Linked DNA regions of Homo sapiens: region 2 is linked to region 1. The links are chromatin loops, found by intact Hi-C in ENCODE. Cell type or tissue: gastrocnemius medialis. All regions are shown on one strand. Links, peaks and the distances in the headings refer to the core of each region. The heading gives the core; the rest is flanking DNA.

Region 1 (16,240 bases), core at 4,713-12,712:
AGTAAAGCTGAAAATACATGTGCCCTACTAGACAGCAATTTGTTCCTAGTTACATACCCTAGAGAAAACTCTCATACATGTGCAAAAGGAGACATGTACAAAGATGTCCACTGCAAAACTGTTTAATAGTAAAACAACTGGAAACAACTCAAATATTCACTAATAAGTCAATGGATACACTGTGAAATATTCATTTGATGGAATACTACGCAGCAGTGAAAATAAGTGAGACATATATCAACATGGATAAATCTCAAAATTATAAGGAAAAGAAAAAAGAAAGTTACACAAGTAGCTGAAGGATACATATAGAACACAACTTATATAAAGTCAAAACAAGTGAAAGAATATTCTACACCGCTTAGATATACAAAAACATGTAGGAAAAAGACAAGCCACGAAGAAAACACATGGGCATGATGAATGCCAAAATCAGATCAATAATTCCCTGTGGAGTGGGAGGAGGAGGGAATATCAGGGAAGGATATAAAGGATGGGGAGGGGGCGTTGTTTATTTGAAACGTGTATTTTTCTTCCTGCAGGGAAAGAGATCTGAAGCAAACATGGCAAAATATTAAAATATGACAAATTTGATGAATACACAGGTGTTTGCTATTTTTTTTTTTTTTTCTGTATGCTGACATACTGCAAATGAAAAAGAAATTCTAGGTAGCAGCTGATAATCTCTATGGAGGACAAGGCATCCTATCCACAGCAGTTTCTTAAACCCTGCTGGGTCTAAGGCCCCTCTGCAAAGCTGATGGAATCTATGGCTCCACTTCCCATGGGGTTTATTATGCTACCACCACTCCACCCTTGGTCACCTCAGGAGACATTCAGGAAAACCCATGCCCACTCTTTTGTCATGTGGTTGACCGAGGTAATTTCAACTCTTGCTAAGAGTTACCAAGGCCAGACAATTAGACAGGGAGAGAGCGTGAAACATTGGCTGCTCAGAGAAATAGCCTGTGATAAAAACAAGATTTTCACTGAATCAAGGCTGCCAGGGTAACAACTAGTGAAAAAGCTAAAAATCCAGTGGTACACATGCAACTGAATGTTTTCAAACCAACTTAAAAGGTAGGGGAAGCATTACGGAAAACATTCTTCAACTTAATTCAGCCTTGGTGCGAAGCCAAGGTTCTAAGTAGTGACTGACAACAAAGATTAGTGGGATTTGTTCATACTTCTCAAAATTTTCCTCTATTTGCACATCTTATTTAATAACATTTAATTTGGTTAATTTTTAGCAAACATTTGGCTAATGTCTATGCTTAGCTTTTCCAATAAAGCACTGTGTTATTTTCAGAAAGTCCAGATGAGTGGAAAACAATGACACTTTGAGTTACTGACTCAGTTAATAAAACCTAAGGGAAAATGGCTGCTGAGACTTAGAAGTCATGACGGAAACAACTGGTGACAGTACACCTAAATTACTGGCTAAGCACCTAGAAGGACACAGTCTTTGGCAGGACAGGCTTAAAAGATTGAAACCTACAAAGGGACATTAAATACTATTAATTCAACATGTATGTGAAGGTCTTTAACTGCTGTAATTATCTCAGAGGGTTTTTCTTTTAGAAGTTCTAGATCTGTGGTACTCAGAATTGTCCCCAAAATGCCAACATTGTAAGCTTAACAATGCCATGTAAAATCTCCTGTTTCTTTGTTATGGTCTTTCATTATCTCCATTGTATTCCATCTTTATATTCCAATCCAAATCTTTTATTCATGCCTGCCTCTTCCCTGTCCTCTCTTATTTCCCCTCTACCTTACCTGCAACCCTGACCTCCACCCCAGGCTGCCTCTTGAAAATGCAGAGCAACCACCCAAAGAGCTGGAGAGTGAGTGTTGATTTGGGGAACAATAGTGGGCTACGTAAGAAACCCTTTTGCAATTCACCTTTTTTTTTCCTTCCCTCCATCCAATTTTTCCAAACTTTTTCCCCCAATACTGTTGTTTTTCCCTGAAATTCACTCTGAGGAGTGAATAGGAGTGATAGGTTGAATGAAACCTATGCTACAGTATAAACACACAACTTCTTAAAACTTTCCAAGATCTTTATGCTAAGGAACAACAAAGAAAACTGTGCTGCTTAGTAATACTGTAAAACACATACTGTTTTAGCCCCCCTGAAACACACAGAGGTAATCTGGAAGAAGGAAGGCCTCTCCTGGCCATCGCAGAGACTGGGGCACCACTGGCAATTCAGTGGGCAGGGACAAAAATTGCCAATACACGGCAGTGACACACAATAAAGGCTGGCCCACCCAAGATGCCAGTAGCACCCCAACCGTCTCTCCCACTCTTATTATGATACACTGGACCACAGACACTCATGTAGCCAGATAACTCCAACTAATTTCAATAAATAGTTGGCTAATCTTGACATTTTCTGCCTTGTAGGAAAAGGTAAAATCAGCTATCGATTGGGCTGCCTGAATTCCCAATATCGCACAGATATCTGGGAAGGGGGAGGCAGGTGGTGGCACAAGGTCTGCACAGTATTGCCTCCTAGTGTTTGGAAATTCTCATTAAAATGACCATATTTTGAGTTTGATAGCACTGTATTCCAGAGACTTCTTCACTCATCCTTGATGCAGCATTATATTGAGCCAAAAGAGCTACAGGGGCCATTCTTCCCTGAAAATGAGTCAAGATGGTTACACAACCCTCCGCAGGGATCTGCACACAACGGCCCTCTGAGGGTGTGGGGGAGGACATGGTAAACATCTCTCCCCTTCATCAGCTCATGTTCTGACTCAGATTTTTCCTGACAAAACAAACATGGCTTTGATTACATATTAATTATTTTTGTAGCAAGCAGCTCATTCTCACATTCCTTCTCCTGCTCATTTTCCCTCCATAATTCTTTACCCTTTGCCCACAATCCCTCCTCCCAGTCATGTTGTACTATTTGTATGGAAAAAAAAAATTTTAAAGAGTTGCTTCTTGCCAAGTGTGACATCAACTCATTCTTATTTAGTGATGTCCCGCAAGAACTTGCTCTCCCAAAACGTTTGCTCAGTTTTGAGGCAACAAGATTACTCACTGCATTGTTTTCCCTGTCACTTGTTTTTGATGCATTAGTGCATCTTCTGAAACAGATGACATAACACCTAATTTCTATGACCCAAAGCGCTATACACATGTATACAAGCATCTTTTCAGACAGCTTCAGGAAGACAAAGCATTGCTCCTAACTTACTAAGAAGGAAAAAATAACACTATAACAAGATAACGATAATTTTAACCTCCCTGAAAAAGCTCTCTCTGCTTTCGGTAACAAGAAACAGCTATATGATAGTAAGGAAAATGTAAGCCCCAAATTCCATTCTAGGTGAAGAGCTTTGGTTACTTAGAGGAAAGAGAAGAGGAAGATGAAGAAGGAGTGACCCCTAAAATAGTAGGACAGACATATTACACTACTTCACGCTTAACACTTCTTAGCAAGGCACTTCTTAATGAATGCTCTTGGAAAATCAATAATTTTATTCTACACATAAAATAAGCCAAAGTTTAGAATTATTTTCAGTTAGCTCACTGAAAAAACTGGCGGTGGTATTCTTAAAATGTGTTCGACAATGATGGAATTACCAGACTATGTCAGGTACCGATCTTCTCTCATCAAAGTCTTCTTTAAAACTCTTTCCATTCCACTCCTCTGTTAATTAAAAGGTACAAGTGGGAATGATATTATTCCCTAGCTCTCCTTCCTTCAGGGAACAATATTAGCAGCACAGCAGACTTAATTATCAGAATGCAGAAGCGAATTCCCAGCGTAGGCTGTTCCTGGGCACAAATGCCAGTTCTGTCACATTCCAGTACTGGCTGACCAGGATGGCACTGAGGAACCTCAGCACGTACAAAAAACTGTGTAACAACTTGAGCATGTTCCTGGTCATTCTCTAGGATGTCGGCATTTTGGGGTTTCCACTGTCACCCTAGGGGAATCAGTTTAGATCCAACGCACCTAGAAATACTTTAGGACAGGGCATTCAAAGCTTGGGAGTCTAGGTGGACATCTAGCCTGTTCTGGGGAGTTCCAAAGTTCTCAAAGATATAAGGTTTCAAATAAACTAGAGAAGGAACAAGACAACACATATCCTCCTAGGGAACTGCAACTATTTAACAAAAACAAGGCCAAAAAGTCCATAGAGAGAAAGAAGAAAATCACAGGTTTGTGCTGCTGTCTGTGTGAGGGTGCACATGCGTGCATGTGTATTTTAGGTTAGCTGGAAAAAGACAAAGGAAAAGGCCTTGAAAGTTGTAATTATAGAAAATTGCTCAGGTGACTTCATCCCACCCACATGCTTTTGATTTTCAAAAAGTATGCTGAGCATTTTTTAAGTTAGTGTTCCGGAAAGACCGCAGCTGTTCAACACAGATTTCATATGCTCATTTAAAAACATTATTTTATTAACATAAAGGTTAATGGTTTCTAAATGAGGGTAGCAATTTCCAACATGAGTACCGTAAATTCCTATTAATATTCACTCTCAGTTTAAACATACAGACCCAGAAGGATGAACTGTTCCTTGACATTAACAGAAAAATAACATAAAGATTTATAACCCCCACCCCCCACTCCCTCCAAGAGTTTTAGCGTACCCTCTAGAAAACATTACATCTATGTTAAGCACATCAGTACGGTGACATTTGCCATGACTGTAATACTGCATTCAGCGGACCTAGGGCAAAACAAGTTAGGAGAACTGCAAACTTTGGAAGACACCTGCCCCTCCCATTCCCTACCATGCTCCTCTACCCACCCCACCCTCCGCAGGGCCTCCTTTTGAAGTGCTCTCCGCCATGGCCAGAAAAGGCATTGTGCGGATGCTAGGCTAGGGAGCATTGAGTATGCATCAGTGAAACGGCTCCTACTAGTTGTGGTTTTGCAAGGCCACAAGGCCAAAATTCAAAATTAATCTCCCACTGGGCACGGTTGCTCACACCTGTAATCCTAGCACTTCGGGAGGCCGAGGCGGGCAGATCACTTGAGGTCAGGAGTTTGAAACCAGCCTGGCCAACATGATGAAACCCATCTCTACTAAAAATACAAAAATTAGCTGGGCGTGGTAATGTGGGCCTGTAATCTCAGCTACACGGGAGGCTGAGGCAGGAGAATCGCTTGAACCCAGGGGGCGGAGTGAGCCGAGATGGTGCCACTGCACTCCAGCCTGGGCAACAGAGCCAGACTCCATCTCCAAAAGAAACAAACAAACAAACAAAATTAATCTCCCTTCCCCATTCTGCCATTATTCTGCTCCCTCAATCAAGCAACCCTATGGCTATTTCCCCGTCTTTTTATTCCTGGCACCCAATTTGCCAAATCCTGTCATTTCTTCCTTGAAAATGCCTCTCAAGTTTGCTCCTCCTTCCACTATCCCCACCCCAGCCCAGGCTTTCATCAGCTCATCACTAGGAAACTACAACAATCTCCTAACTGCATTGTCCATCTTTGGCCACTGTCATACCAATTCATTCAAAAAGCGCAGCTGTCAACATGTTAATACCCTGCTCCCTACTGCAACAAACAAAACTACAATCACGTTCTTATGGCATCAACTTCAAATTCCTTTCCCTATCCTTTAGGAGCCTCCAAATCTGGCCCTAACCTAATTTTCCCACCTTGCCGGGCATGGTAGCTCACCCCTGTAATCCCGGCACGCTGGGAGGCCAAGGCAGGTGGATCACTTGAGGTCGGGAGTTCGAGATCAGCCTGGCCAACATGGTGAAACCCCATCTCTACTAAAAATACAAAAAAAAAAAAAAAAAAAAAAATTAGCTGGGTGTGGTGGTACGCACCTGTATTCCCAGCTACTTGGGAGGCTGAGACAAGAGAATCATTTGAACCTGGGAAGCGGAGGCTGCAGTGGCAGAGATCACACCACTGCACTCCAGCCTGGGTGACAGAGAGAGACTCTTTCTCAAAATAATAATAATAATAATAATTGTCTCATCCTCTTACTCCCTCTCAAATTGCAGCCTTCTCTTTGGTCACAGAGTGATCACTCTGCCACCACCCCATCTCCTCAATGCAGGATATTCAGACCCACTTTGCTCAGACTCTCTTGCCAGCCCAGAACTCCTTCATCCACCTTCCCAACCCAACCTAACACATCACACCAAAACCCCACCTGTCCTTTTAGGTTCAGCTCAATTAATCATTCCTCTCTATATACAGTTGTTTCCTATGACTATGGTCCACCTCTTCCCCTGTGGTAAAAACCATCCGGCCTTTGGACTATGACAGACCTGAGTTTAAATCTTTTTGGAAGATGAGCAAGTTGTCTAACCTCTCTGTAGCTCAGCATTATCTATATGTGGATGATGTTAATATTTCCCTCATAGGATTGTTTTTGAAGACTTGCAAAGGTCCTGTATGAAGTACAACCAGTGTAGCACTTGGCACATGGGAAACAGGCACTCCACACAGAAGGTATGATACCATTATACACTACTAAATGAACACTATGCTTGTAAAATCCTACACTTTAAGTCAACCATGAGGTTTGTTTTCTATACTAGATTGTAATCCTCAGGAGCAAAAATCAGCCTGGCAAGATGGAATACATCTGTAGTCCCAGCTACTCAGGAGGCCAAGGCAGACACTTGAGCCCAGGAGTTTGAGTTCAGCCCAGGCAACGTACTCTGTCTCTTTAAATTTTTTTTTTTTAAAGGGCGGCAAAAATTATGTGACATCCAGTTATATCTTACTTATTTAATAATTCCAACTCCCTGAACAGCCAAGAAACAGGGAAAACCAAAAATGGCCTACAGGTCACCAAAATAGTTAAATCCCATGTATTAATTCCTGTGTATTTTAATAACAGGAAGCCCTTCAGACTGCCTCAGAGGCCTATTGGTTTGTCTTTTGTTTGTTTGTTTTTTGAGATAGAGTCTCAATCTGTCACCCAAGCTGGGGTGCAGTGGCATGATCTCAGCTCACTGCAACCTCTGCCTCCTGGGTTCAAGTGATTCTCCTGCCTCAGCCTCCCGAGTAGCTGGGATTACAGGTGTGCACTACCATACCAGGCTCATTTTTGTATTTTTAGTAGAGACAGGGTTTCACCATGTTGGCCAGTGTAGTCTAGAACTCCTGACCTCAAGTGATCCACCCACCTCAGCCTCCCAAAGTGCTGGAATTACAGGCATGAGCCACCGCACCCGGCCGAGGGCTATTGATTTTATTTTGGTTTCCAAGCTGACAGTAGCTGCTACTTGCTATCAGCAAGGGGAATGAAAGAAAAACCATAAAAAGTAAACATACACACCTGATCTGTACCAAATTGTAAACAAAATCAAGTCTAGCAATCAAAACTTCTGTTCTAATTGGTATATTAGCATGTATTATATGAGAGATAATGTAATTCTAATGTTCAAAAATAGAGACAAAGGCCGGGCGCGATGGCTCACACCTATAATCCCAGCACTTTGGAAGGCCAAGGCGGGCAGATCTACCTGAAGTCAGGAGTTCAAGAACAGCCTGGCCAACATGGTGAAACCCCGCCTCTACTAAAAATACAAAATTTAGGCAGGCATGGTGGTGTGCTCCTGTAGTCCCAGCTACTCAGGAGGTTGAGGCACGAGAATCACTTGAACCCAGGAGGCAGAGGTTGCAGTGAGCCAAGATCATGCCACTGCATTCCAGCCTGAGTGACAGAGTGAGACCCTATCTGAAAAAACAAAAAACAAAAACACTTAAAAGCAGTACCTGTAAAGTCCTGCATTTAGATGAAAAATAACCAGTTGTATAAGGATAGGGTGTGGGAAAACTGGCTCAACAGCAATTCAGTGGGGGCTTTTTTGATCTCAAGTTCAGAAAGTGGAAGCAGTAGTCCCAGGCACCTGGCAATGGTTACTGTACACCTGCGAGAGTATTCTGGGTGTCATGTTTAAGAAGAGATTTTTAAACTAGGGTACATCCTGAGTTGAGTGATAGAAGTCATTGTCCAGAAACCTTGTCTTATTATTATTTTTTGGAGATAAGGTCTCACTCTGTCACCCAGGCTGGAGTGCAGCAGCACAATCTCGGCTCACTGCAACCTCTGCCTCCTGAGCTCAAGGATCCTCCCGCCCCAGCCTCCCAAGTAGCTGGGACTACAGGCATGCACCACTGTGCTGGTCTAATTTTTTTGTATTTTTTGTAGAGACGGAGTTTTGCCATATTGTCCAGGCTGGTCTTGAACTCTTGGGCTCAAGCAGTCCGCCCACCTCAGCCTCCTAAAGTGCTGGCATTGCATTATAGGCATGAGCCACCACACCTGGCCGACCTTTTTTTATGAAGGAGATTTGAAGCAGATTACAGTTTTGGTTTGCAGAAGAGACGACTCAGAATATAACCCTCTTCTAATATTACATGGGTGCCAAATAGATACAGGATTTGATCTAATTTTATAAAGTCCCAGTGATCAGAACTGAGATCAGTGGACAGAAATTATTGGGAGGTAGAGTTTGGTTTGATAAAAAGAACTTTCTATAATAATTTGAATGGTAATTTTTATTGGGCAATTGCAATACGTCACACAGTGAGCTAAGCACTTTTCAGACAGCGTCTCACATTTAATTCTCACAGCATCCTTGTCATGTGGGTACTTTTTAGTCTCAATTTATAGATAAGGATACTGTTGTTTAGAGATAAGGATTTGTCCAGTGTTGTGCAGCTAAGAAGTGGCTGAGCAGCTGTTCTTAATCTGGATCTGACTGTTCTCAAAAGTCTATGTCTGTAACCTTTTTGCTGCCTTGCATAGTATTAAACTATCTTAATTACTAGAAATGTTTAAGCAGAACTGGAATGATTCTTTGTAACTTGGAATAAATTCCTGCAATTCATGAGAGTGCAGAGGGGCAGTGTGGCATGATAGGAAAAAGCACAGACTTTGGAGATAATTCAGAGATCGAAAACGTCGTATATTGGCCTTAGGATCTTGGTCAAGTCACCTAACCTCTTTGGATCACATTTTCCTCATCTCTAAAAGGGACACTAATACCTCTACCTCAGAAGGTTATTGGGAGGATTAATTTATTTGAGTAGTGTGTATTTGTTACATATTGGGGACTCAACAAATAATTGCTGTGTGCAGAAATCCCTTTAACTTAAACAATTATGATCGTTGGACTTAGAGCTGCACCATTTTAGCTTTGTCTCTATTTTTTTTTTTTTTTTTTTTTGAAATGAAGTCTCACTCCATTGCCCAGGCTGGAGTGCTGTGGTGCAATCTTGGCTCACTGCAACCTCTGCCTCCTGGGTTCAAGTGATTCTCATGCCTCAACCTCCTGAGTAGCTGGGACTACAGGAGCAAACCCCCATGCCTGCCTAAATTTTTAGCGTTTTTTTTTTTTTTTTTTTTAGTGACGGGGTTTCACCATGTCGGCCAGGCTGGTCTTGAACTCCTGAGCTCAAGCGATCTGCCCACCTTGGCCTCCCAAAGTGCTGAGATTACAGGCATGAGCCACTGCACCCAGCTGTATTGCTTTTAAATGTCATTGTGGTTTCAGACCATCTTTTCAGTCTGTTAAGATCATTTTGTGCCAGGCGTGGTGGCTCACGTCTGCAATCCCAGCACTTTCGGAGGCCAAGGCGGGCGCATCATTTGAGGTCAGGAGTTCGAGACCAGCCTGGCCAACATGGTGAAACCCTGTCTCTACTAAAAATACAAAAAAATTAGCCGGGCATGGTGGCGTGCACCTGTAGTCCCAGCGACTTGGGAGACTGAGGCAGGAGAATGGTTTGAACTCAGGTGGTGGAGGTTGAAGTGAGCCGAGATCATGCCACTGCACTCCAGCCTAGGTGACAGAGCTAGACTCTGTCTCAAAAAAAAAGGTCATTTTGACCCTTGATTCTGTCATCCATTGTGTCAGATATTCTGTCCAACACTTTACCACCTACCAATGTGATTGATATGCCTCTACCTCTTTATTTAAGTCCAGTCCACAAATCTTCAATAAGTATCTAGCATGTATAGGGTCCTTTGCTAAGTATGGCAGGAACCAAGCTAAGTGATATGATCTTGAGTAAGGTTGAGGCCAAGGTCAGAACCTTGCAGTATCTTACTTATGCTCCTGTTATGGACTTATCTTGAAATTTTTAGTGTGACAAAACAAGACTGACTGGATGCACAATAGTAGTCTATCAATACTTTAAAAGAGAACAAGCGCTGAAGGCACAGAGTTGGAACCAATGGATGGAAATTTTGAAATCATGGCCCCTCGTTCAATTACCCGCCTCCCCTTTTAACGTGTACTTTTTTCTATTTCTAAGCTTCTGGTACCTCTTCTGTTCTTTACAATTCATTAAAAATGGCAGTTTAGGCCGGGCGTGGTGGCTTATGCCTGTACTCCTAGCACTTTGGGAGGCCAAGGAAGGTGGATCATCTAAGGTCATCCTACTTATTACTGCTTTTGCTTTGACCATAATTTTTTTTTTTTTAAGAGACAGGGTCTTGCTCTGTCACCCAGGCTGCTGTGCAGTGGTGCAGTCATAGCTCACTGCAGCCTGGAACTCTTGGGCTCAAGCAATCCTGATGCCTCAGCCTCCCAAGTAGCTGAGGCTACAGGTGCATCCACCTTATTGAGATAAGGTCAAAAAAAAAAAAGGAGATAAGGTCTTGCTATGTTGACCAGGCTGGTCTCAAATTCCTGGCCTCAGGTGATCCTCCTGCCTCAGCCTCCCAAGTAGCTGTAATTACAAGTACATGCCACCACCCCCGGCTTTCTGACCATAACTTTCTGTATTTCTAGTTATCCTTCCTTCTACATTTAGGACACATGCTTTTAAAATTAAAGCATTTTGCAATGTTCTGTGCTTGGCCACAGTGGTCACTTCAAATATATTACCTCCTTCCTCATCATGATCTATGTAAAGATTGTATCAATTTAGGAAAGGTAAAAAAGATAATGAAGGAGATGGTCTAAGACAAACTTGCCTTCTAGTGGGATGAACTATTAGAATGTAAGCTCTTTGAAAGCAGAGATTGTGTATTTGGCTATACCCTCACCTCCTAGAACAGTGCCTAACACATAGCAGCCCTCAAATATTTGCTGAACAAATGAACAAGCAAAATCTTGAAGGAATGATAGATTAAAGGAATCTAAAAAGGAATCATTAAAGGAATGAAAAGATTTTAGCAGGCCTATGTGGAAAAGATGGCTTTTTATCAGATAGAAGGGCATGGGCAAAGTTTAGAGGTGGGAAAGCAAAGAAAACAGTCCGATTTGGCCTGGAGCTCAATACAAAGCACACAGTGGGAAATGAAGATTTAAAGACTGCTTGAGGCCAGGCGCAGTGCCTCATGGCTGTAATCCCAGCCCTTTGGGAGGCCGAGACAGGAAGATCACTTGAGGTCAAGAGTTCAAGATAAGCCTGGCCAACATGGCAAAACCCTGTCTCTACTAAAAATACAAAAATTAGCTGGGTGTGGCGGCATGTGCCTGTAATCCCTGCTACTCGGGTGACTGTGGCATGAGAATCACTTGAACCCGAAAGGCAGAGCTTGCAGTGAGCCAAGATCATGCCACCGCACTCCAGCCTGGGCGACAGAGCGAGACTCTGTCTCAAAAAATAAATACATAAAACGAAATAAATTTTTTAAGATAAAGGCTGCTTGAGATCTTCACCTCAAGCTGAGGAGCTCATACCTGCATCAGAATTGGTTGTAGGCAGGATGGAGCAACCAATTCTGCAGAGGAATCACATAACTTCAGTTGGGCTTAAAAGATACTGGCAGAGGTATATAAAACTAATTAGAATTGTAAATGTGCATTAAAAATATATTTATTTGGCTGGGAGTGGTGGCTCACACCTGTAATCCCAGCACTTTGGGAGGCCAAGGCGGGTGGATCACCTAAGGTCAAGAGTTCGAGACCAGCCTAGCCAACATGGAGAAACCTGGTCTCTACTAAAAATATAAAAATTAGCCAGGCGTGGTGGTGGGCGCCTGTAATCCCAGCTACTTGGGAGGCTGAGGCAGGAGAATCCCTTGAACCTGGGAGGCAAAGTTTGCAGTAAGCCGAGATCGCACCATTGCCCTCCAGCCTGGGCGACAAGAATGAAAATGCGTCTCAAAAAAAAAAAAAAAAAAAGTACTTACTTGTAAGGACCTAGGGGAAAAACTCTGGCCAGAGATAGTTAATATCTGGTACTTTCTATATGAACCCATAGTATTTGCCTCAACAACCTGTGTCCTGTCCCTATGCTGGAATGAGTGAGACTCAAGGAATGTCACCAAAGTAAAAGTAGGGATAAAAATGAGGCCAAAATAAATAGGCCTCGGAACTGTAGCCTCTTGCGAGAACTTACTGCAAGTCAGAGGACTGGCTTCAACCATTGCTAAAAGAATGGCTTAGGGAGTTATGCTCATATCTGGAACATTTTTTAAATTTCCATCTCATGTGTGGGGTTGCCTTGATGTTCTGTTTCAATCTCTTCCAGTATATTGCCAGGAAAGGAGAAGAACAGCAGAAAGATAGTCTATCTGGCCCCAAAAATGTCAGCCATCCTCTGGTCCTCAGACCAGACTCACAGATGGCTGTTACCTTTTCTTATATGTCCCCCCCACCCCACTTAAGAGTCTGGTTTCCTTTCATTAATTATTCATGCCTTGTCCTATTTTCCCTTTTTGTATAATTATGGAACACTAACACAATTGTTTCATTAATAATATACTTATCTACTACTGCTGGAAGACCACATCCAAAAAAAAGCAGTGGATATTATAATGAGATTTATCTTCCTTATTTACAGATACATTTCTTTTGCTTTTGAATATTAACTATCCTCGGCCAGCAGTTCCTTTTTGTTGATTTCGTCCCATCTAAATTAGGAGCAGCCATGACATTGCTATCCTATTTGAGGTTTGGGGCAGGTCTTAGAATCATTACTCTCTCATCAATGGTGTGATTTTTATGTCTCTGGTCACTGCTACCATATGTTTGGGAAGTGTGGTCTTAGGATGTGGTTTAAAGTCTCAGGAAAAACACTTCAATGTTTTAAATAAGTATAGACTAGTAATAAATACAGTTTGTGGTGATAAAATACCACAATAAAAACTGCATTAATGATATACATAATAAGCATGGTACTGATAATCAGATACCAAAAAGAGTCTCAATTAATATAATAATCACAAATGTTAGTTCTCACTAATCGCATATGAGATAGCAATTTACTTCCCACAAAAATACCAACTAGAAACTGGAAAATAAAAAAGTATTCTTAACAGAAAGAGTTCTGTGTCTGTTGACTGTGATGAGCTTTTCCCTGGATCTCTGACCTAGGTTCTGTCGTGTTAAACATTCTTTAATGACTTGAGTGAGGCCCCTCATGGTGTGTTAATCGTGGGGATTCAAAAAAGGCTTCAACAAGCTAGAAACTGAGGCTACATGTGACACTGAACTGTGGATGAATGTGAGTCTTTCACTGAAGGTCCAAAAACTATCTGCAGAAATACAGGATGGGGGAGGTGTGGCTTAATGTCAGCACATGTGAAAAACACTTTAGAGTTTTAGATGATTCGATATGACTCAAGTGCATGTGGCTGCCAAAAAAGCTACTTAAACTTGGGCTGTATTAAAAGGAATATATCATGCAGAAAAGACACTGGATCCAATCCACACCTGGAACACTATGCCAATTCTGGGGGTCATGCTCTAACAAAAGAGACAAAATGGAGTATATTTAGGTTTCGGATCAGAGGGCTGAGTGACATAAAATCATGAGCACGTGTTACTTTCATGATCAGAATAAAAGATACTTCCATTTTGGAGAAAACAAATCCTTAAGTAATGCCCAGTGTTGAAGAGGATATTATGAAATGGAAATGCTCAGATAGTATTGTTTTTACTATGAATTAGTTTATTAAATCCTTTGGGAAGCAATTCTGTCATATATTGTAACTGCCACAAAACTTATGTTGGCTTTACTTATAATCACCAAATACTGGAAACAACCCCGATTCCTTCAGCTGGCAAATGGATAGACAGTCTATGGTATATCCATAAGAAGGAAACAATAAAAGGAACAAACTATTGATACAACCACATAATGAATCTTGCTAGGCATGAGAGCTCAAACCTGCAATCCCAACTACTCAGGGGGCTGAGGCAAGAGGATGACTTGAGGCCAGGTGTTTGAGACCAGTCTTAACAACACAATAAGACCACATTTCTAAAAAAAGTATTTTTTTTAATTAGCTGGGCATGGTGGTACATGCCTGTAGTCTTAGCTATTCAGGAGGCTGAGGCTAGAGGATCACTTGAGCCCAGGAGTTCAAGGTTACAGTGAGCTATGATTGTGCCACTGCACTCTAGAAAAAAAATACATATATTCATACATAAAAATAATAACCCAACAGTGCAGATAAATATTGGAACATAAAAAGACTCAATCCTAAAGCAGACAGAAAAAGGTATGGGTGGGCAGGGAGGAAGGAATAAAGAACAGGAGCAAAGGCCGGGCACGGTGGCTGGCACCTGTAATCCCAGCACTTTGGGAGGCCGAGGCAGGTGGATCACTTGAGGTCAGGAGTTCGAGACCAGCCTGGCCAACATAGTGGAGCCCTGTCTCTATGAAAAATACAAAAAACTAGCACGTGCCTGTAGTCCAGCTACTCAGGAGGCTGAGGTAGGAGTAGGAGAATTGCTTGAACCCAGGAGGTAGAGGTTGCAGTGAGCCAAGATCATAACACTGCACTAGAGCCTGGGAGAAAAAGCAAGACTTTGTCTCAAAAAAAGAGAACGAACTAGAACAAATAAAAAAAAAAAAAATAGCAACAGTGGACTTTAACCCCACCACACTGAAATTACACTAAATCTAAGAGTGTTAAAGATATCATTAAAAAGACAGATTTTCAACATATATAAAACAGCAAGACAACTATATGCTGGCTACTTTAAAAGCTAGATTAAAAGCAAATGGGGGGCCAGGCACAGTGGCTCACACCTGTAATCCCAGCACTTTGGGAGGCCGAGGCAGGTGGATCACTTGAGGCAAGGAGTCCATGACCAGCCTAGCCAACGTGGCGAAATGCTGTCTCTACTAAAAATACAAAAATTAGCCAGGCATGGTGGCACACACCTGTAATTGCAGCTACTCAAGAGACTGAGGTACGAGAATCGCTTGAACTCAGGAGGCAGAGGTTGCAGTGAGCCAAGACTGCGCCACTGCACTCCAACCTGGGCGACAGAGTGAGACTCCATCTCCAAAAAAAAAAAAACCACATGGACAGACAAGTGGGACTTCTTGATAAATCCAAATGAGGAGATCAACATATCCTCTCTGCAAAAGGTAACTATAAAGCTGAACATAATTCATACCATTCAAACATAATTCAAACCATTTTGAGGTTTGGAAAATCAACCAATGGCATATAAAAATTTGAGAAGCATTTATGCCTTAAAAATGAATGAACTTGGCCAAGTGTGGCGGCTCACGCCTGTAATCCCAACACTTGGGGAGGCCGAGGCAGGCGGATCACGAGGTCAGGAGTTTGAGAACAGCCTAGCCAATATGGTGAAACCCCGTCTCTACTAAAAATACAAAAATTAGCCAGGCATGGTGGTGTGCTCCTGCAGTCCCAGCTACTTCAGAGGCTGAGGCAGAAGAATCGCTTAAACCTGGGAGTTGGAGGTTGCAGTGAGCCGAGATTGTGCCACCGCACTCTAGCCTGAGTGACAGAGTGTGACTCCATCTCAAAAAAAAAAAAAGAACTTGGGTAAAAATAGTGAGAATCTGTGTCATTGAGATGTGAGGCTTCTCCCAACCTTCCTGCCTCAGTTGAAGCAGATGTTGTACCAGAATGGGACAGGTAATGAGAACAGGAAGCTTTCCTGCTTTAGCAGGAAGCGGCTGCTGACTTATTTGGAACAATAGGTAGCATCCACATCCAGCGGTGTCATCAGTAGAATTGACTATCTCAGAGATGGGCAAGTGGAAAGTGCCAAAAGCTATACTAACACGAGGTTGTGGTCGTGGTCAGGGCAAGCTTACTCCTAGCTAAGGCTGTATGCATTTGCAGCAGAGACCTGAAAGGGTGCAACCAGTCACGTGCTCCTAGCTGACACTGAGGGTGTGTGTATTCCAAGGGGAGAGGTGAAAGGGTTCAGCAGTGAACAAAAGATAAGATTTGAAAATGGCCTGAACTTTGAATGTGCTACCCTGCCACGCAGAGCCATTTACAGATGACAGAAGCCTTCCTGATCAAGGTGGTTAAGTACAACCTCTGATCAATAACTGACTATT
Region 2 (13,955 bases), core at 4,613-12,612, 350 kb before region 1:
TGCCATATAACATACTCACAGATTCTGAGAATTAGGATGTGAACATACTTGGGGGCCCATTATTCAGCCTATCACAGAAGGTAATATCGAGGTTGCCTAAGAGTCACTCCTGGGTGGGCGTGCTGGCTCACGCCTATAGTCCTAGCACTTTGGTAGGCCAAGGTGGGTGGATCATTCGAGGCCAGGAGTTTCAGACCAGCCTGGGTAACATAGCAATGCCTTGTCTCTTCTGAAAATTTAAAAATTAGTGGGGCATGGTTGAACGCCCCTGTAGTCCCAGCTATTTGGGAGGCTAAGGCAAGAGGATCCCTTGAGCTCGGGAGGTAGAAGTTGTAGTGAGCCACATTTACACCACTGCACTCTAGCTTGGGTTAACAGAGCAAGACTCTGTCTCAAAACAAAAAAGAATCATTTCCCACTAATATTCTCTCGATGTTTTTTCTCTTAAGACATTGGTTTAACCATTCAGCCTATGCCAGCCAGAGGTGTGGCTGACATCCTCCAGACAGCATCTTGACAGCCTGTGAGGACCATCCTTGCCCCACCTTCATGACGTTACCCTTCCCTCTCATACCACCCTACTTTGTACCTTTCCAGGAACCCTGGTAGGCAATGGCGATTTTGCTCACATAAGGTTCCAAAATAGTTCACTATAACACATTAATATTTCAGGGGCCAGGCGTGGTGGCTCACACCTGTGATCCTGACAATTTGGGAGGCTAAGGCAAGTGGATTGCTTGAGCCCAGGAGTTCAACAACAGCTGGGGCAACATGGTGAAATCCCATCTCTACCAAAAGACAACCAAAAAAAAAAAAAAAATTAGCCAGGTGCAGTAGCCCATGCCTATAGTCCCAGCTACTTGCGAGGCTGAGGTGGGAGGATCGCTTCAGCCCAGGAGGTCAAGGCTGCAGTGAACTGTGATCACGCCATTGCACTCCAGCCTGGGTGACAGAGTAAGACCCTGTCTCAAAACAAACAAAAAAAAAAGGTTCAGTGACATTCTGTATCCAAGGCTTAACTCCATTTTTCTATTACTAATTTTTATTATGTTTATCCATACTGTCCACATATCAGAGGATCAACAATGAGATTACATGACAAAAGTATACTACACTCCAATAATATGCGCAAAAAAAACTCAATAAGAAAATACCAATAATATTGAGAAAAAATATACTTTAACATAAATCTCCTCCCTTTATCAAGTTTCTAGGGAGAAATTAATGTCCAAGAAATGAAATCCATCTCCTTATAAGTCAAAATCATGAGACATTAAAGATAAAAGAAAGTGAAGTTCAAAATAAAATTATCTTACATGTGTGGGTTAAAATTCAAAGAAGTCCAAAATGTATCTTCCCCAATTTCCTTTTTTTTTTTTTTTTTTTTTTGAGACAGAGTCTCACTCTTGTTGACCAGGCTGAAATGCAATGGCCCGATCTTGGTTCACTGCAACCTCCGTCTCCCGGGTTCAAGCGATTCTCCTGCCTCAGCCTCCCAGGTAGCTGGGATTACTGCCATGTGCCACCACACCCAGTTAATTTTGTATTTTTAGTAGAGACAGGGTTTCTCCATGTTGGTCAGGCCGGTCTCGAACTCCCAACCTCAGGTGATCCGCCCGCCTCGGCCTCGCAAAATGCTGGGATTACAGGCGTGAGCCACCGCGCCCGGCCATCTTTCCCAATTTCTTATTATGCTTTGTCTCTACCGGAAGGGATTTCAGTGTGGGGGTACAGTCAGGGATCTTTTGACAAGTACAGCTTAAGCTGTATTTCATTGGAATGGGGGCATTTCCTTCAGGGCCTCCAAGTCAAAAAATAATGATAATATTGTTACTAGTAGAGGGTCTTGACTGCAAGTTGTCCAAGTTCTTGGCGTTTTGAACAAATAATTGGACAAAATGCCCAGCAAAACAAAGAAAGAATGAAGCAACTAAAGAATGAAAGCAGGGATTTATTGAAAACGAAAGTACACTCCACAGTGTGGGAGCGGCCTGAGCAGCGGCTCAAAAACCCGGGTTACAGAATTCTGTTGGGTCCAAATACCCCCTACAGGTTTCCCATGGGCCACTTGGTGGTCACCTCATGTAAATAAAGTGGTGGTCCGCAGTTGCTCTGATTGGTGGCGGAAAGCCACCAATTAGAGGCTGAAGTTACCAACGTCACACTCCTGTGCAAACAACTAATTGGCTGCAAAAAGCAACCAATCAGAGGTTAAGGTGAAGTTACAAAGTTGCACTTCTATGGAAACTAAGACTCTGCCTGCAATCAGTCTGATTGGTTGCTGACAGCCAATTGCCCATCTGCTGGGCAGAAAAGGTGGGGGTTTGCAAAGGGAGTAGCCTCTGGTCCTTTTGTTACTTAGGCGTGGAATGTTAGGGTTTTTCTTTAAATTTAGTTCTAGAAAGTTAGCGTGAAATGACCTTAGGTTCCCTGTTTCCAGACCCTATTCTCCTGCCTCAATATCAGCCTAGTCTGGGATGTACTTTTTTCTAAAGAATCTATAGATTTAACAGAACATGTAAAATGATCATAGCACTGGCTCTATCCCAGCCATCTTCATAAAATAAGCCAATTCCTAGCAGGTAGCTCAAGCAGAATCGCATACCCAGAATCAGTGCTTTGGGTGCCCAAAGACTGTTGCAGAGACTGCAGCCTCACCAAAATGCCACTTGATCAATGCCAAGAGTACAGACCCCATGGCCTGTGAATTTAAACCCAGTTAGTAGAAATCTCCTGGTCACAGGTTAATTTCAGCACTGTGCACCTCACACTTACCACATCTGGGAAGATCCCCCTCTGAGTACTTTCTCCTGTCTCAGAGTATTTGAGAGGATGCTGCCTTCTTGTAAAGTTTAGAAATATGAAATGGCAATATCTTCAGTCATCACATCTTATTTGAGAGGAGCTGTTCTTTCTTACCCAGATATTCAAAGCCTTTATATTTCCACGTCCCCTTTGATCTTTAGGTGCCTGCACTGCAGTGCTGCAATGGAAGTGAACTTCTGCCTAGTAAGAGGGCTCCCACAATACCAAGTAAACATTTTTTTCCTGTGCCACAGTGGCTTTTCCCATTATCTTTTTCTGTGGAATTCCTTAGGCCTAAAAAAAAAAACCCATAATTATATATTTCAAAATAGCTAGAAGAAAGATTTGGAATGTTCCCAAAAAAATGATAAGTGTTTGAGGTGGTGCTGATCATCACACATTGTATGCATGTATCAAAATATCACATGCATCCCAGAAATATCCACAAGCATTATGTATCGGTTTTAAAAATTCACAAAAAAATATTGTTTGATACTTTATCATGCTAAGAAAGAAAGAGAAAATCTAAGCAACCAGTTTCTAGCAACCTTGAGAACAAGTAGAGGGACTGATTCTTGAGCCACATGAAGTCAAACTTAGCCCCTCCACCTTGCCCTCTCTTGCCCTTAAGGATAGTGCAAAACAACATAAAAGAGGAATTAAAACTTGGACTGTTTGTTTACATTACCTCGTGCTAACACATTGGAAGCCAATCTCTCACTAATGCTCCGTGGTCCATAGAGAACCCAGCTGCTCCATGGTTTAAAAACAGCAGATATTTTTTTCACTCTCTTAATATCTAAAAGGATAGTATATGAAAAGATTGTTTCTTTCCTCCTATAATTGAATCCTTGCATCAGCTGTGACTGCTTATTAACGCTCTTCAGCCTGCCAGTCCCCACTTAGGCCCTCTGACAGCCCCATGCCCTTGTCAAGGCCCTGCTACAGCCTCTGAATGACTTTTCCAAAGTTTTCCCCAGGCCATGGCTTTTAAGCACTAATGCACCACCACAAAAACCTACCTAGCCCAATATAAGCCTATACAAACTGCCAAGATTAACATGTCCGGCACACATACCAAGAACAAGACCCAGCGCCAAGGCCAATCCCTCACCACTCCAGAAGCCTCAATCACTCCATGTGTGTTCACTTGCTTCTCCCTAATTGTGCTCCTTCCTTTTTTCTTACATTTCAATTTTTTAGCCAATGAACCAAATGTTGCAAGAAGGGCCCAATAAAAAGCACCCCTCCTCCTTTTTAAATTTTACAGCCAACTAAGAAATAAGATAAAGGAATGGAGGGAGAGGATCAAATTATTAGTTTATTCCTGATAGGACTGGGTTGCAGGATGCAGTTTAAATCTGAGAGTCAGAAGAGCTTCCCAATACCAAGCTGCGGAATGAGATCTAGCAGTTCTGGTCCAAAGTAGACTTGCCTCCCTGGCGACCAGAGTGTCAGCCTGCCCCTACAGCAGGCCTCATGCTGGCTGGATTCCAAAGGGGAAAGTGGACAGGATAAGCTGAGCATGCTCACTTTATTTTCCCCAAATTTGCCAATTAAATCACAGCTCAGGAGCAGAGTTAGGAAAAGGCAGAGAAAAGCCAGGTGTTACACTAAAGCAACTCCCTTCACCTGGAATGACAGGTTTTGTTTTTTGTTTTTTTAACTAGTAAGAGACGTGGGCTAGACACGGTAGTTCACACAGTAATCCCAGTGCTTTAGGAGGCCGATGTGGGAGGATTGCTTGAGTCCAAGAATTCGAAGCTACAGTGAGCTATAATGGCACCACTGCACTCCAGCCTGGGTGACAAAGCGAGACTGTCTCTAGAAAAAAATATATATGTATTATTACATGGGTAATTAAATAACTTAAAAAGTAAGGCGGAAGTCGCTACCTGGTTCCATGATTATAATCTAGAAGTCTGAAGATTTATCTGGCATTATCAATTAACATTAGAGAATATGCAGCCATAAAAAAGAATGAAATCATGTCATTTGCAGCAACATTGGTGTAGCTGGGGACCATTAACCTAAGCAAATTAACGCAGGAACAGAAAACCAAATGCCACATATTCTCACTTATAAGCGAGTGCTAAACATTGGGTACACACAGACATAAAAATAAGAATAGACACTGGGCACTCCAGAAGGAGGGAAGGGGGAAGAAGAAGAGAGAAGGGCTGAAAAGCTACCTATCAGGTACTACGTTCACTACTTGGGCAATAGGATCATCCAGAAACCCAAGCCTCAGCATCATGCAATATACCCATGTACAACCTGTGCATGTACCTCCCTGAATATGAAATTTAAAAAAAATTAGAGCATGTTTTCCCATGTTTTCCAATAGTTTTTTAAAATTCTTTATGAAGACATCAGAGTTCATACACGTAGTCATGCACATGTTCACCATTTGGAGCAATATGTATGTATGTATTTATGTATTTATTTATTTATTTATTTGAGATGGAGTTTCACTCTTGTTGCCCAGGCTGGAGTGCAGTGGTGCGATCTCGGCTCACTGCAACCTCCGTCTCCCAGGTTCAAGCGATTCTCCTGCCTCAGCCTCCTGAGTAGCTGGGATTACAGGCATCTGCCACCACACGCAGCTAATGTTTGTATTTTATGTAGAGACAGGGTTTCACCATGTTGGCCAGGTTGGTCTCGAACTCCTGACCTCAGGTGACCCACCCGCCTCGGCTTCCCGAAGTGCTGGGATTACAGGCGTGAGCCACTGCACCCGGCCTGGAACAGGATTTAAGTAAAACCTTTTCTCAACTACAGAGACATACGTTTTAAGCCTTCTTGGATTCCCACCACCCTTCCTTTTGTTCTCTCTTGGTCACTCCTCACTTCCAGACTCGGATGAAATAGCCACACTGCAAGGCGTAAAATTAATTTCCTGAGTGATCACGGAGCTGCCAGATGACACCACATGGCATTCAGGGGATTTAGCTCTGCTAAGTAGTGTGAACCTCAGCCACAAAAAATGGAGACAGGAGGGAGCTGGCAGATAAATGCCCTCTTCCTGATCCCTTTCTCAGACTACTCTGGAGTGCAGCTTCTTCTTGCAACCTTTCTAGAGAATTCCAAGTACAGAGCAAGCATGCGGGCTGAAAGATCTGCTGTAGGCAAGACCACTTGGCATTTTCCTTGCCTTTTGCTTCCCTTTTTCCTCCCCCTTCCCACCTGAAACTATTTGTGCTATTCTGAGTCATCCTGCCCTTGCCTTGAGGCCAATCTCAGCACTTAATACACCTAATCTACCACAAATTCAACGTGTACTGGATGCTTAGAGAGGCAAAGAGAATGTTACACTACACGCAATATAGGAAGCTTTCCATTAAAATATTCTTTGGGTTTCTTTCTTTGCTCAAAAATTGTACAGCTCACTTATGTCTCCTTCCTCTTCTCTTCAGTCTTTTCTTTTCTGAGACAGTCTCGCTCTATTGCATAGGCTGGAGCGCAGTGGCACGATATTGGCCCACCGCAACTTCCACCTCCCTGATTCAACCGATTCTCCAGCCTCAGCCTCCAGAGTAGCTAGGATTACAAGCACCTGCCACCAGGCCCAGCTAGTTTTTGTATTTTTAGTAGAGTTTAGTGGCCAGGCTGGTCACGAACTCCTGACCTCAGGTGATCCACCCGCCTCAACTTCCCAAAGTACTGGGATTACAGGCGTGTGCCACCTCGCCCGGCCTTCTTCAGTCTTCTCCTTGTAAAATTCTCTTTCAAATATCTCCTCATTTTGTGTTGGGTAGAGCAATTTGGTCTTCTCTCTGCCTTTTAATTCTCCTCACAGCCAATCACCCTGCTTAATTCAACAAAGGCCCTCTAGGGAGATGAGTACACAAAGCATTCACTTTTTTTAGACAGGAAGGGAGGTATTGCCAGTACATTATTTTAATACATTTTTCCCTCTAACACACAGGCATAAAACAATAAATTCAAAGCAGGCCAGAAGTAGAGAGAAGAAAAAGCTTTGTCAGGGTGAAGCAAGTATGGGATCCAGGTAGGCACAAGTTCATAGTGATATTTGGTGAAGGGAAAGCAGATCGTGGCACAGGGATCTTGTTCTGTGATCTGCCCCATGAAGTCGGGCAGACAGACACTCTACATAAAACAGGTTCAGAATGAGGCCAAATCACCTGGCAAGAGGAGGCCAGGAGCCAGACAGACACTGAGCACAGGCAACAGGAAAGCAGCTTAATAGGCAATAAACCAAGTTCTAAGGCAGAGCACCCCGGAAATTTATAGTCAGGATCAGAACTGATCCCAGCGGCAGTGTCCAATTCCCATCTCTTAAGTGGACAAATAAATCACCTGCCTAGAGTTGAGAGCTGAGAAATCAGAAACCAAGCAGTTCTTTGTTTTTTGATATGGAGTGCAGTGGTGCGATCTCTGTTCACTGCAACCTCCGCCTCCCAGGTTCAAGCGATTCTCCTGCCTCAGCCTCCTGAGTAGCTGGGATTACAGGTGTGCACCACCAGGCCCAGTTAATTTTTGTAATTTTAGTAGAGATGGGGTTTCACCATGTTAGCCAGGCTGGTCTCGAACTCCTGACCTCAGGTGATCTGCCCACCTCAGCCGCCCACAGTGCTGGGATTACAGACCTGAGCCACCACAGCCAGCCATTTTTTTTTTTTTTTTTTAAGCAGGGTCTGGCTCTATTGCCCAGGCTGGAGTACAGTGGTGCCATCATAGCTCACTGCAGCCTTGATCTCCTAGGCTCAAGTGATCCTCCTGCCTCAGCCTCCCGAGTAGCTGGGACTACAGGTGCACACCGTTCCTTGCTAATTTTTTATTAGTAGAAACGCAGTCTTGCTATGTTCCCCAGGCTGGTCTCAAACTCCTGACCTCAAGTGATCCACCAGCCTCAGCCTCCCAAAGTGTTGGGATTACAGGCATGAGCCACCACGCCCAGCCATCATCAATTTAATATCTTGCAGTACTGTGTGCTAGAAGTCTAACATGGGTCTCACTGGGCTAAAAGCAAGGTGCCAGCAAGGCTGCATTTGTTTCTGGAGGCTCTGGGGGAGAATCCTTTACCTTGCCTCTTCCAGCTTCTGGAGGCTGCTGCATTCCTGGGCTCCTAGCCCCTTTCCTCCATCCTCGAAGCCAGCAACAGCAAGCTAAGCCCTCACGTCACACCACTCTGAATCCCTCTTCTGCTTTCCTCTTCCAAGATTCAGGACCCTTGTGATTACATTGGGTCCACCTGGATAATCCAAGATACTCTCCCAATTTTATAGTCAGCAAATCAGCAAACAATTCCATTTGCAACCTTAATCCCCCCTTTGCCATATAACATACCATATTAATAGGCTCTGGGGATTAGGATGTGTATCTCTTTGGAGGGGGGCATTCTTGTGCCTCCCACAGAGTGAGAAGTGCTGTGGAGAAAACAAAGCAGGGACAAGGGAAAGGGAGCAACCACTCTTCCATAGTCACCTATTCCTCTGACCACAGATGGAAAGGCCCTCTGCTTTTGCTTTTAAGGATTTATTTTGTTAGATTGGGCTCACCTGGATAATCCAAACCGCTCTCCTCATCTCAAGGTGCTTAACATTAATCACACCTGTTTTTTTTTTTAAAGATGGGGTCTCACTATGTTGCCCACGCTGGCATCAGTGATTGACTGGGCTCAAGAGATTCTCCATCTCAGCCTCGTTAGTAGCTAGGAATACAAGTGTGTGACACCATACTGGGCTCCAAAGGAGTTCTTTGATTGCACAAATAAAATGACCTTTTAATGAGATCCCTCACTCAATACATTAGCAAACAACACTTGGCTCTTATCTACCTACACCTACCTCCAAAGTAAGCTGGGTCTCCCCTTTCAGGCAAATGATATAGGAAGTGGGAAACCAGCTCAACCAAGATTAACGAAGATAAAGCTTTTGACCATGGCGGGGCGCGGTGGCTCACGCCTGTAATCCCAACACTTTGGGAGGCCAAGGCGGGAGGATCACTTGAGCCCAAGAGTTTGAGACCAGGGCAGCATGCCAAAACCTTATCTCTACAAAAAATTAGCCAGGGTGGTGTCACATGCCTGTAGTTCCAGCTACTCAGAAGGCTGACGTGAGAGGATCATTTGAGCCCTGGATGTCAAGGCTGCAGTAAGCCGAGATCATGCCACTGCACTCCAGCCTGGGTGACAGAGTGAGACCCTGACCAGGGCCTTTTTTTTTTTTTTTAGATGGAGTCTTGCTCTGTCGCCCAGGCTGGAGTGCAGTGGCGCGATCTCAGCTCACTGGAACCTCCGCCTCCCAGGTTCAAGCAATTCTCTGCCTCAGCCTCCTGAGTAGCTGGGATCACAGGCACCTGCCACCACACCCAGCTAATTTTTGAATTTTTAGTAGAGATAGGGTTTCACCATCTTGGCCAGGCTGGTCTTGAACTCCTGACCTTGTGATCCACCCACCTCGGCCTCCCAAAGTGCTGGGATTACAGGCGTGAGCCACCGTGCCCGGCCGACCAGGGCCCTCTTATCTACCTTGGAAGAAGGTGGCCTTTGAGAAATGCCTGAATCGATATGGAGGTGAGCATCAAAGGAGGCTTAGAGGCAAAGCTCATTTTAAAACTTTTCCCTTGGGCCTTCCGTGCTTTTCTTACCATGGACATCTTTTGTCCTTTGCAAGGGGGCTTCTCGACCCTAAAATGTCCTTTGACAGTTGCAACCTGCCATAAAAAGTGGCTCCTAGTCCTAATAAAGTAATATCCATTGTTCCTTTTTTTTTGCCAAAGCAACCTCGTAATTTTGTTCTTTCCATCTTGCCTCAGGAGAGACTAAGGTGCAGAGAAGTAGAAAGATGTTCTTAGAGCCATTCCGGACATAGCTGGGGCTCTGTTCTTGTTTTTAATGAAACAATTATTAGAGATATTGTGGTATTATTTTTCAATAAATGGCAAGACATTGCTGGCCAGAAATATTTAATTACCATATGGTCTTTTAATCGGGCAGAAAGTGAAAGAGAATAATTTAGGATCGAGTGTCACACTGAGCCTGCTGGCCTTCTTCCTGTTGAGATTATTTATAAGAATGACAGGACAGCCCCAAGGCCTGAATTTGAGCCCAGACTCAGCTGCCTTGTGTGATGTTGAGCTACAGCTCCAAGGCTCAGTTTCCTTATCATTACAGCTACTTCTCAGAATTTATTTAATCTCAGGATTAAAGGAAACAATGTAGATGAGTGGCTTAGCACACACTGAGTGCTCCACAAATGTTAGCTATTGTTATTATATAACTGTACAGAGAGAACATCTCTCTGCGTATCAGACTGTGTGTCTTGTTTTGTTTTGTTTTTCTTGTGTGCAGACTGTAGCAAAATGCAACCCAGGAACTTCAGGGAGCTATAACTCAAAACCTAAAATTGGGAATCATTTTTTATACTTTTTCACACTATAAACTGTAGACAATCCACGTTGCAATAAAAACTGGGTTGGGGCCGGGCACAATGGCTCATGCCTGTAATTCAGCACTTTGGGAGGCTGAGGCAGGAGTACTGCTTGAGGTCAGGAGTTCAAGACCAGCCTAGACAACATAACAATACCTTGTCTCTACAAAAAAAGAAAAATGTTCTAAATTAGCTGGGTGTGGTGGCACATGCCTGTAGCCTCAGCTACTCAGGAGGCTGAAATGGGAGGATCACTTGAGCCCAGGAGTTTGAGACTGTAGTGACCTATGATGGTGCCACTGCCCTCCAGCCAGGGCGACAGAGCAAGACCCTATCTCTAAAATGTTTCAAGTTCGTAAAAAAAGTATGACAGTTTGCAACAGATAGTCCAGGTTACAACCTGATGTTCAGTCTCTTGCATTCTAGGGTACTTTTTCCAAATGGGGAGGGAAAGGTAGGGAGATACAATTTTTTTTTTCTTGGTAAGAGGTACAAAAAAGTTACAAAAGGTACAAGGACTTTGAGAGACATAATTAATGGGTTTGTTTTTTTCCCAGGTAACCTCTGCTAAATTCCTGTTTCATCATGGCTATTTAAATACATGGTTATTGAGTAATTGGCATTCTGATTTCCAGGTAATACTGAATAGCCTCCTGCCTCAGCCTCCCAAAGTGCTGGGATTACAGGCGTGAGCCACCGTGCCCAGCCGCAACTCAATTTTAATAGTAATATATGGATTGTCTCCAGTCTGTAGTGGGAAAATTATAAAAAAAGATTCCAAATATTACGTTTTGAGGCAAAACCTAGTAAGAATTTTCAGGTAATACTGGGCACATTCCTTTCCATGTGTAGAGGGAAGGCTGAAAGTCACTGCCTGGAGGGACCTTGAAATTTGTCATTGCATTAAGGCTTATAATTATCTGTCCAACCAGGTTTGAAAGGAACTTTAGAATTGCCAACCCATTTTTAGGGAAACAGAGAGATTGGGATATTAGGTTCACCTAGTTCAGAAGACAGTCAACTACTGGGGTTCAGATTTCCTAAAGGTTAGGACAATGCAGAAAAGGAAGGTAAAAATGTTGAATGGGGCAGCTGGGACCTCAGGGCTGAAGCAAAGTAGGGTGTCCATAGAAAATAAGATCTGAGGGCCGGGTACAGTGGCTCATGCCTGTAATCCCAGCACCTTGGGAGGCCAAGGCCAGCAGATCACCTGAGGTCAGGAGTTCAAGACCAGCCTGGCCAATATGGTGAAACCCCGTCTCTGCTAAAAATACAAAAATTAGGCTGGGTGTGGTGGCTCACACCTGTAATCCCAGCACTTTGGGAGGCTGAGGCAGGCGGATCACGAGGTCAGGAGATCAAGACCATCCTGGCTAACACGGTGAAACCCCATCTCTACTAAACATACAAAAAATTAGCCAGGCGTAGTGGCACGCACCTGTAGTCCCAACTACTCAGGAGGCTGATGCAGGAGAATCGCTTGAACCTGGGAGGCAGAGGTTGCAGTGACCTGAGATCACACCACTGTACTCTGGCCTGGGCAACAGAGTGAGTCTCCATCCCAAAAAAAAAAAAAAAATTAGCCGGATGTGGCAGTGCACACCTGTAGTCCCAGCTACACAGGAGGCTGAGGCTGGAGAACTGCTTGAACCTGGGAGGCAGAGGTTACAGTAAGCCAAGATAGCACCACTGCACTCCAGCCTAGGTGACAGAGTGAGACTCTGTCTCAAAAAAAAAAAAAAAAAAGTAGGATCTGGTAGGATCTGAGAAATATACTCCTTAATGAAAGATGAAACATAAAGTACCCAAGCTTATAATATTCAGTTATGGCTATAGGATCATATTTTTAAGACCCATGTAATTAAAGGTATAAAATTACCTGCCCAACCTAAAATGAAAAGTTCACTAGGAAAAAAATAGCCATTACTCAATGTGATTATATGAACATTAAAGTTAATAAAAAAGGTTTTTCTCCTTTTAGAAATTTTAGCATATGAAATTATCTTTACTCTGCAAGTCACTCTGAGATATATTTTTTAAATATTGTTTACAGTTGCTATCCAGTAAAGGATACATTTCAAATGTATCTTGATTAGACAATCACCTGTAACAAACATTCCTTTCCTTGAAAATGCTTGCAGGAGTTCAGAAAACATAGTAACTTCACTTCACTGTAACACTGATACTCTTTCCCGTTCCAGCTTTTGCCTGCTTCTTTTTAAAGCACAAAGAACACTCATCTTCTCGATCTCCCTGGCTTTCAGGCCACTTGACGATAGCAGAATACAAATTCCTCAATAACCACATATTTAAATAACCACGGTAAAAATAGGAGTTTAGCAGAGGTGTCCTGGGAAAAAGAAACAAAATTCAGTGACCTGTGCAAGATGTGTATTCTCCGCATTCAGTCTCCCCTACTATCTGTCCCCACCTACCAAGCCAACTTTATCTCTTAGGATTCTCCAGAACACCCCCCTCCCCAAATCTGTCCCTTGCAGAGCCACCAGTTTTACAGTCAGTTCCTTGCTCAAAAATCCTCAAGGACTTCTGTATCTGTTAAGATTTGCATTTGGCAGCTAGTAACAGAGCCCAGAAATCATAGTGGCTTAAACAAGATAAAAGTGTACTTTTCTTTTCTGTACAGGAATTCTGGAGATAAGTGGCACAGAGTTGGTGTGGCATCGCCTATAGTTCCTGTATCTTTCTACTCCACAATGCACCTTCTATCCTCAGGAACAAAGGATGCCTCCTCAAATTGCAGCCATCTTACACACCTCATAGGCAGCCAAAAGGGGACAGACAGGCAGATGTCAAACTTCTTTTCAAATGCTGTCAGAACCTAGCACAGTCCAGCATACTTCATAAGCACTCATTAAATTTCAGATACAAGAATCAATTAATTCTATGGCACTACTGAAGTAGGGAAATTTATCATTCACAAAACTTTAAATATCAACAGTATACCCAGTGCACCATATTAGAAACTATAAAGCATCATTTGAAATTCTTAAAAGGACACCGTTTTAAGATAGTAGATATGTAAATATCTATGTAATTAACCAGGCACAGTGGTTCATGCTTCTCATCCCAATGATTTGGGAGGCTAAGTTGGGAGGACTGCTTGAGCAAAGGAGTTCAAGACCAGCCAGGGCAACATAGTGAGACCCCATCTCTAAAAAATTTAAAATTAGCCAGGTGTGGTGGCATACACCTGCAGTCCCAGCTACTCAGGAGGCTGAGGCAGGAGGACTGCCTGAGCCCAAGAGGTCGAGGCTGCAGTGAGCCATGATCATGCCACTGCACTGCAGCCTGGGCAATAGAGCAAGACTCCATGTGTCTTAAAAAAAAAAAAAAAAAAAAGGACTTGCTTGCTCTGGTGAGTATGGGGAGAGCCTCTCCTCATGTGTAGGAGTGGCAGCATATTCCAGAGTAAAAACATAATAATAAAATAGTGAACACATGCATAGCTACTACTTTATGCAGGCCTTGTTGTAAGTTCTTTACATATATTCAATGTTTTTCTCATAGAAAGACATTCTTAAGACTGTGAAGAGAGAAGAAAAGCAGGAAACAGAATTAAGGTATTTAAGGTACTTAGTCCAGGGCCTGGCACATAGTAGGCACTCATTATTGTTGTTGCCAACAAAAGGTCTCAAGAGAACATTCAGTCCCCTTCCTCCCCCTAGATAACGACCCTCCATATTCTGAAGCATTCACTGAATCTTGCTCCACTATCGTGCAGCCACATTCCCACGG

The links. A loop is a pair of places that touch in the nucleus more often than their neighbours do. Peaks named below come from ENCODE experiments on the same cell type or tissue, not always from the same donor. Only the 100,000 strongest peaks of a DNase experiment are listed, where the experiment ranks them.
Region 2: it touches region 1 in a loop (4-fold over the local background); 2 of 110 quality-filtered maps call a loop at or near these places.

Annotation. Positions count from the first base shown.
Region 1 is chr12:12,384,980-12,401,219 of GRCh38, reverse strand. The region is part of intron 2 of BORCS5 (BLOC-1 related complex subunit 5); the gene reads right to left. Among named protein-coding and RNA genes, the nearest start is that of BORCS5, 36 kb to the right of the region's middle. In gastrocnemius medialis, for the core only: no CTCF peak of the experiment used is centred there; no DNase peak of the experiment used is centred there.
Region 2 is chr12:12,737,807-12,751,761 of GRCh38, reverse strand. It overlaps a transcript of APOLD1 not described here. Among named protein-coding and RNA genes, the nearest start is that of MIR613, 20 kb to the left of the region's middle. In gastrocnemius medialis, for the core only: no CTCF peak of the experiment used is centred there; no DNase peak of the experiment used is centred there; H3K27ac peaks cover 1,487 bases.